Regions from separate parts of the Homo sapiens genome. Here region 1 is linked to region 2. A link is a contact called in ENCODE Hi-C data. All regions are on one chromosome and are shown on one strand. Each heading gives the region's core, a stretch centred on a gene start or an enhancer-like site at or near the end of the contact. The rest is flanking DNA. Distances are from core to core; before and after follow the strand shown.

What was found. Hi-C counts contacts between places; a loop is a spot of excess contacts on that map. Pooled maps may share reads with other maps.
Region 1: a loop to region 2 is called in a map of endothelial cell of umbilical vein, with 4 times the contacts of the local background. The contact joins the enhancer-like site here to the promoter of RCAN2 in region 2. A Hi-C loop is called at or near these places in 1 of 168 maps with a recorded cell type or tissue (endothelial cell of umbilical vein) and 5 of 50 pooled maps.

Annotation. Positions count from the first base shown.
Region 1 is chr6:47,046,379-47,050,844 of GRCh38, reverse strand. No RefSeq gene overlaps it. Among named protein-coding and RNA genes, the nearest start is that of ADGRF1, 6.3 kb to the right of the region's middle. Within about 2 kb of position 3,129, at least 9 of the 41 ENCODE cell types and tissues checked have a DNase peak (open chromatin) inside an H3K27ac peak, as active enhancers do; they include endothelial cell of umbilical vein, where a contact is called at or near this core.
Region 2 is chr6:46,489,317-46,493,565 of GRCh38, reverse strand. RCAN2 (regulator of calcineurin 2) reads left to right here and starts at 2,117. Exons shown (of 5, transcript NM_001251974.2): 1 at 2,117-2,393. It overlaps RCAN2-DT (RCAN2 divergent transcript), which reads right to left and starts at 1,514. Exons shown (of 3, transcript NR_125837.1): 1 at 1,439-1,514. RefSeq lists silencers at 1,495-1,554, 2,065-2,154.

The sequences.
Region 1 (4,466 bases), core at 1,880-4,379, 560 kb before region 2:
TAACGCCACATACCTACAACTATCTGATCTTTGACAAACCTGAGAAAAACAAGCAATGGGGAAAGGATTCCCTATTTAATAAATGGTGCTGGGAAAACTGGCTAGCCATATGTAGAAAGCTGAAACTGGATCCCTTCCTTACACCTTATACAAAAATCAATTCAAGATGGATTAAAGATTTAAACGTTAGACCTAAAACCATGAAAACCCTAGAAGAAAACCTAGGCATTACCATTCAGGACATAGGCGTGGGCAAGGACTTCATGTCCAAAACACCAAAAGCAATGGCAACAAAAGCCAAAATTGACAAATGGGATCTAATTAAACTAAAGAGCTTCTGCACAGCAAAAGAAACTACAGATTGTTTAGACTGTGTATTTCAAGAAAAAGGTGGCTACTTTGCAAATGGAAGTAAAATTAAAAAACAAAAGTCCATAAATTCTGGGACTTATCAGAGAGAAGATGTAACTAATTCCTATCTCTAACTAATAAAATATAAAACTGAGGTGGTCTTGGTTTGGATATAAAACCAATTATATCCAAGCCTAATAACAAGAAGTGAGTCACGGATATGGCCGTCAAATCTTTTTCCTTCAACACTGGGAATGAGTAAGGTGGCTCTAAGTCTTTCAGGTGGATAAAATTACTCCGGAAAAGAAACCAAAGGTGTGGCTCTGCCACTGACGCCTGATAGACTCAAGGTACTGCTTGGAAAAGAATGTGAGGCGTATATGATGGCACGTGCAGCTGATTGGAATGAAACAAATGAGGTGACAATTATGTTTTAAGAGCATTGTACTGACAAGAGAACCACTAGCTGTAGTAAAAGGGATTGCAACTTTCTTGCTTGAAGCCTGAAACTCGTTCAGCATATTAACTGCCATTCACATTTATCACACGTTTCTCTTTTTAAAATTTTTATTTATTTATTTATTTTTGAGATGGAGTCTCACTCTGTTGCCCAGGCTGGAGTGCAGTGTTGCAATCTCGACTCATTGCAACCTCCGCCTCCCAGGTTCAGGCGATTCTCCTGCCTCAGCCTCCTGCGTAGCTGGCATTACAGGCATGCAGTACCATGCCTGGCGAATTTTTGTATTTGTAGTAAAGATGGGGTTTCGCCATGTTGGCAAGGCTGGCCTCAAACTCCAGACCTCAAGTGATCCGCCCACCGTGGCCTCCCAAAGTTTTAGGATTACAGGCGTGAGCCACCATGCCAAGCACAAAGGTTTCTTATATAGGTCATGCCCATATGGTTTCCAAGAACAATTTCTTTGCTGCTCATTGGCCAGACAAGAAGCAAATGTCATACATTGTCAGATTTCTCTTATGGCAGCTTTACCCCACTCTTAGTACCAATTTCTGTATGCTTAAGCTAGATTACAATATAGTAACAACCTCAAAATTTCAATTTCTCAAAACAAAAAAGGTTCATGTCTTGCATATATAATATATTTTAAACAAATACAATTCACCGCACCTACTGATGGACTTTTAGATTACTTTCAATCAGCATATTAGAAATAATTCTGCATTGTATACATATCATTTTGCACATATGAAAGTATGTGTGTAGGTTGTATTTCTAGAAATAGAATTGCTAAGTCAAGTGATATGTAAATGTAAACATTTGGTACAGATTTACTGACTTATATTCCCGCTAGTTATATATGACACTGCCTATTTCCTCCTACCTGCAACAATGTTGTCATTAACGCTTTTGATCTTTTACCTGAGAGGTAAAAATAATATCCCATCATTGCTTTAGTCTTCATTTTTCAAGTTATCCTAGATGTTTCCTTGCTTTTCATAGACTTTAGAACTATTTGTATGCTTTTTTGGTGGATTTATTTATATCCTTTTGTCTATTTATCTGGTTGATTGTCTTTTTTCATTGATTCCAAAGAACTATTTGCATATTAGGAAAAATTTATTAAATAAATTGAAAATAGCTTCTTTTTTTCCAGATCATTATTTCTATTTGGATGCTGTTTATTGTATTGCTGACCTTGCAGAATCTTTTCTCCTTTTTATGTGAAGACACCAAAAAAATACCATTTTTTTCTTTTTGTGACATCTAGGTTTTGTTCTTACTTTAGGAATACCTTTGCCATTAAACCAACACATTATTTAAAGAATGTATCAGCAACAACTGTTTTCTTCTACTGTCTTTAAAGTTTCATATTTTGTGTTTATATTTTAAATCCAGGTAATATTAACTTTGGTGTAAACTGTGAGAGAAGGATATGCATTTATACAATTTCTAACTGGTAAAGTGGGCGCTTTTGTAGGTGAAGATTGGTTAGTTGTGGAACAAGGGTAGTTTACTGAATATGCTTTTGTAATTTTGAGTTTTCTACCTTGTTCATGTAAAATTTACCAACATTTTATTAAAAGAAGCTGTTATGCAGAGACATTATTGACTGTTATGTAAAAACATTAAGAAAGCAGCTCCAATTGAATGTGACCCTGCAGGAATACAAACCAATGTTTTCAGATCTTCTTATTTTCCAAAAGAAGCTGAAATTTGGATTTTTATGTGAAATCCCCTGATGTTTAAATGTCGGCAACTAATTCAGAGTTAGAAAAACAAAGCATGGTCCAAACAAAACACATCTGCTGGCCAGATGGGGCCCACAGGGTGCCAGTTTGAGACCTGTGTTTTAAACGCTTTTTCTTATCCTCAAAGATTCATGTAAGTGCCTCTCCTACAGCCTTCTGTGGCACAGTGTGTTCAGCCCCTATCGTAACATATTTTAACTGATTGTTGCTGGCCTACCTTCTCCATTATAGATGCTTGAAGAGTGTATTTATAGATTTTGAAGTCCTGAGGCTTAACACAGTGTCTTGTACCTAGTAGACAGTATAAATGCTTGTCAAATGAATAAATAGATGAATGAATGAACTCTGCTCCAAGCAGAATCTATGTCCTGAAAAACTGGACAAGGCAACTCAGGTCACAGAGGTTACCTGGTTTGGACTGCTCCTTCTCCTGCCTCCTCCATTAAGTCCCTCAGTCACCTTCATGGTAAATTAAGTGATTGTACCGCATAGTGATTTTGTAAACAGGTGGCCGCTACAACGTTGTGAATCTTGGCCACTAGATGTCTCTCTTTGCCTAAAGGACATTTGGAAGTGCTGGAGTCAATGTGGGGTTTGCTGAAACAATACGTAAGTGAAAAAGAATGTCCTAATCTCAGGTCACATCTTCAGATGTTTGTCCTCATGAGGAAGTTGAGCACGGCCATGACACCAGAGCAAAAGTGCCCAGGGACGGAAGCAGCTTAATTTTGTTCTAGAAGAGCTTCTCATCCACAGGAAGGACCCTTTGCACTCTGAGTCTGTTGGGTGTGAGCCTCTAATCCAGCAGACTCATGAGTGTTCTCCAGAAGCCTTGCTTGTGTTATTTTTCTCTGATGCTATAGGCTGGTGGAGAAATGCATCTTACTGTAAAGGGTCTGGAACTCTAGAATCTGCATGGTAAAAAGGAGGATTCTTGTAAGATATAGCAGATTCTCTATTGAGGCTGTCCCGACCCTGTAGAATTCCTGCACCTCCTGTGATTGCAGGGGGTGTGTTCTGGTGCCTGCAGCTGTACCTTTCCTATGGCCTCACGAGGATCTTTTGAGCTTGGAGAGGTGGGCTTCTTGGTGCTGTATAACTCTTATTTTAAACACAGACGGAGTGAAGGGGAAAAAGGATTATCACTTATTTTATAGGTTATAGCTTTCTCTTCTCAGTGTTATCTGTGTACATTCTGTACAGAGAATAATAATTCTGTATCAATACTGTACATTCTGAACTGATTAAAGGCCACAGATACCGTCTTGACCAACTGCCAGATTTACACAGGACCTTGAATTTAGTGACACTTGAAGCTTACTTCTTGAATAAAATGAAGTGTGGACTCTATAGGATTTTGATGGCTCTCCAATTTATTATGGAAGGTTCAGATGATAAGAATGTTCTATCTCATTAGTACCTGGTTTGCCTTTGCTTTTTCTTTGGATATTTAGCAAGGGTCAGACACTTCTATTTGTATTTTTCATCTGTCTTTAGGAAGCAGTAGAGAATAGTGTGACAGAACAGACTTTGAAGTCAGGTTGTGTTGATTTTCTGGCTCACCATTCACTTAACTGCTCGATGCCTTCACTCCATTGTCTATAAAATAGGGTTGCAGAACGTATAAAAACACATGAAAAATGATCACAACAGTACTTGGCACATAGGAAGTACTCCGTAAATGTTGGCTGATCCACCACAAAAAAAAAAAAAGAAAGAAACCAACAACAAAAAAAAGAATGAGATCTTGTCATTTGCAACAACGTGGATGGAGCTGGAGGACATTTAGTGAAATATGCCAGGTAAAGAAAGACAAACTTCACATGTTCTCACTGATTTGTGGGAGCTAAAACTAAAACAATTAAACTGATGGAAGTAGAGAAAAGAATGATGATTTCCAGAGGCTG
Region 2 (4,249 bases), core at 868-3,367:
CATTAGCTACCCTTTAGCCTCACTCCTGCTCTCCAAAATCCTCTTCAAGCTCAGACCCCATCCCATAAACTCTTTTTCTCTCTGTATTTTCTTCTTGCCATTAACATTTGTTTTGCTAGTAACATTTTGTTCTTCTCAAGGTAAACAACATGAGGCTGTTTGTCACTTTTCATTTTTTTCCTCATTTATTATGCTTCCTTCTTCACACAAACTGACAAACACAGAATTTCTCTTAGCAGTAGAAGGAGGAATATGTGGCTATGAGAACTCAGAAACAGCATCTAGAAAAGTAACAATATCTATATTTGGTGTTAGGAAAATGGCTATGTTGATTTTGGTAACAGCTAACATATATTGAGTATCACTGTGTGCCAGGCACTGTGCTTAGGTGTTTTACATGTATTACCTCATTTAGTTCTCAGATTAAATCCTGTGTTTTTCCAACTTTTCAAAATTTCTGCAATGAATATATTGCTTCTATAAGCTGAAAATTTTATTTGTAAATGTATATTCACAAAATAATAAATAGTCCCTGTTAAGATGAAAGTCATCAGTTTGACGAAGATTCTAGGAAGTACTCACTAATAATAAGTGAGATTTTGTTTAAAGGGTTGGGGATGCTTTACTTGGAAAGAAAGGGGATCCTGGAGTGCATTAGACATGCTAGCTATTTTTACATATTTTAAAGATAGTTAGAAGAGGAATTTGACTTGGTTTCTTTGGCTTCAAAAAGTAAGGGAGAACTAATGATTAAAGGGAGGCAAGTTTTTGCTCAACTTAAGAATGCCCTTTCAGACAATTCTAACCCAAATGGCAATTATCTAAATCAACGACTAATTACAGATTTATGCATCCAGGGGAAGGCTGAACGAGGGGAAGCCTAAGGTCATTTTCAATTCTGAAATTGTGTTTATGTTAATGCAGATTAATCAGAGAGAAGAGCCAACGTCTCGTCTACCTTTTTTTGTTGAAAACAAACAAAACGTGATTGTATGTCAACTTTGGAAAAAAACAACGTAGTGTGGGTAAGTGAAGAATGATTGTGAATGGACTGCTTCAGTGCAATCGTAATATTGTTATCAGAAAATCAAAAGGCATAAAAAGCAAAAAGAAAACGGCTTATTTATGCAGCAATTCGAAAGATGACAGAACACAAACCTGATTTAAATGTTATTCACTCCCTCCCTCAGATTGGTCTGCACACCTCCTTCCTTTAATTTCCCGCACTCTCCTATGATCTTTTGCATAATTCACATTCTCTTGCCATGAGACTCAGTCCTGTTCCTATCTGTGCCACCCGTAAGCCACAGGCTTCCTTACCCATTTGAGTTGCTTTATTCCGTAAAGCAGAGACTTCTACTGGGGTTAACTTTGTTGAGCAACAGATCTACCCTAGATTGCGATTCACCTTCAGTCCCGTTTGCTGTAGGATACCAACCTCCCACTCACTGTGTCATGGCTCTCACACAATAGGATTCCTTGCAGCCCGAACCCTTCTGTCCTCAGGTCTGATGGCTGCAAATCCTGGCAAAGCTGTGAAGCCCGCGCAGGGCACCCTCAGCGGCCTGGGCTGGGCCGGGCGCAGGGCTCCAGCCAGAGGGCGCCAGCGCCCACCAAGCGCAGAAGCCCGGGAGGACCATCCAGGGGCTCCCCGACATTTCCTCAGTTAGCCAGAGTCGGGGGGCTCAGACATCTGGTAAGAAGAGTCTTTCTCCCAGTACTCCCCCACCACAGTTTGCTTCTCTGACCATTTCTTCTGGGCTGTCGCTGCCCCCTCACCCTCAGCTTAGTATGGGACCCCGAGGAGCCTCTTCCCGCTGAGGCCGGGACTCCTGCAGCCAGGCTCCCACGCCAGGTGCCCGGAGGCTCCTGCGCCCTCCCGGGCACCTGAAGTGGAAAGGAGGGGGTGCGGGGCTGAGGGCAGGGTGAGAGCCCCGGAGGTGCGGTGGGTAGGGGACTGGGGAGGGCGCCGGGTCAGGAGGGAGGAGATGAGAAGAGGCCAGACAGGGGCTTTCGGTTTCCCTGGGTCTGATTGGAGGTTGGCCCGATGAGTCGGAGCTGGGGACGCGCCCATCTCCGCCGGCTCCTGCGAGAGCCGCCGGCTCAGCCCCTCCCTGGAGCCGCTTTGTCCCGGGTGACGGCGGCGGAGGTTGCGGGGAGGAGCGGGCAGCAGGCAGAATCCCACTGACCCACGGCGGCAGAGAGAGGGAGGCGGGGCGCGCCGCGCCGCGTACGGCCCCACGCAAAGGCCCGCGGGCACCGCGCCGCCCCCACGCGCTCGCACCGGCGGGCAGGTGAGCAGGCAGCGCCGCGCGCTAGCAGCTGGCCCCCGTAGACGCCCCAGCCGCCGCCTCCGCCTCCGCCTCCGCCGGCGCATCGCGGACGCCCAGCAGGTCGGTTATGTAACCGCGCCGGCCAGGCTCGCCCAGGCACCCCGTCCCGCCGGGGCTGACAGCAGCCCCGGGGTCGTGCCGGGGGTCCGCGGCGGGGATCTGGTCTCCGGGCCGGGTCTGGGTGCAGGGCGGGGGCGGGGGCGGGGGCGGGGGCGGTGGCGGGGGTGGGGGCAGTGGCGGGGGTGGGGTTTGTCTCCAGATCTGTGGTCAGTCCCGGCTGCGGCCGTGGGGACGGAGATCTCCCGCGACCCCCCTCTAGGGGGCGCGGGTCCAAAGGAGCCCCTTCCCCACTGCCCGTGGCCCGGGGGTTTGCCTTCCTGGAAGCAGCAGCAGGTGCATAAGTGAAGGAGCGAGGATGACGCCTGTGATCCCCGGGACTGAGGCTTAGAGAGGGTCTAGAAGAGACTAACTGGATGCAGAGAGCAAAGAAGATCGAGAGATCCCTTCTTCCCAATGCAGAGGCTGGGGAGGGGGTAGGTGCACTGAGGTGCAGCGGGCTGAGAATTGTCCTGCTTGGGATTAGCGGCCTTGGGTCATCTAAAAATAACTTCAAGTTTGAAAAGTGAAATGGAGCGGAGCGCAGTGTGCCGGGTTCGTCCTGCCTGTGGGATGCTTCGCTCCAGAAGTCACCAGAGGGAACAGGCAAATCCCAGCCGCCTGATCCCTCGGCCGCCTCCAGGTCTCGCTGGTTTCCAGGGTGCCTCGGTTTGCCTTTTAGTTAATGATTTATTCTTCGAGGTACTTCTGCCTATTTCTTATCCCAAAATGAATTATAGCAGAATGCATGCTTTGAATCTTTCCTGTTTCTTACAATGGGATAGAGGTGTTCAACTGCCAAATGAAGTTTTTTTAAGTCTCAGTTTAGTAAAAACAAAAGTTTCTGGGGTTCCTTTAATATGCATTCCCACAGTTTTCCACAATTGGAGATGAAGGGATGTCACAGCATTCCAGCTCACACTTCTCTCTCCCTTCAGCCAGAATTTCACTCAACTTATCATGCAGAGGGGAGGCTTTAGGAAATGTAGGACAACTTTAACAGTGCAACTCAAGTTTCACACCTTTGTTATCCTTTATTACATCACTTCAAAACGAAGAACAAATGTACCACAAGGTACCACGCAACACTTGCTAACCGGCCTCTGCATTCTGGGGGCACAGTGAAGTTGGAAATACCCAAAAGCTGGAAAGGATCAAGAGGCAGGTCAGCATTGACTGTCAACTAGGCAGGAGAGTGAGCATTTGGCTGCTTTTCAGTGTAGTCATTGATTTTCTTTAGCCTTAGAGCTATTATATTAAGTATGATCAGCCATTGAGTTCAATTAGTCTAAAATGTGAGTTGCACTTTGCATTCAAATCCACTGCAAATCAAATCAGCATTTACTGAGCATCTACTACCTGAGTCCAGTCCATAGAATTTTGTGAGGGAAAAGTGTTCTCATCTAAAGCTACATGATTCTGAGAGCTCTCAAAATGCTTAGTGTGTGCAGGTCCTCCAGAACTCACCTAAATTTGGGAGGGCATGACTCTTTCTCCAGTGATGAACGTGTAACAGACAGAAGTGGGAACTCGAGAGCTTTCTCATTTGTAAGTGCACATCACGGTGTTAAAAACCACTTGTGTAATCATTTGCAGACAGTCATACATATCACAAATTCTTTTTATTGAGACTAACATTGACAATCACCGAGGTCTCATTTTCCTATTTTACGTTCTGTAGCATCCACTCGATCAATTCAATAATTATTTGTTGAGCACCTCCTGTGTGCTTTGTAGGTCCTGTGCCAGAGGCTAAAAGAATGAGGCCCATGCCTCCCAGAAATCAATTTAGCAGAAAAGGAGAAGAAAATAAATGGTAA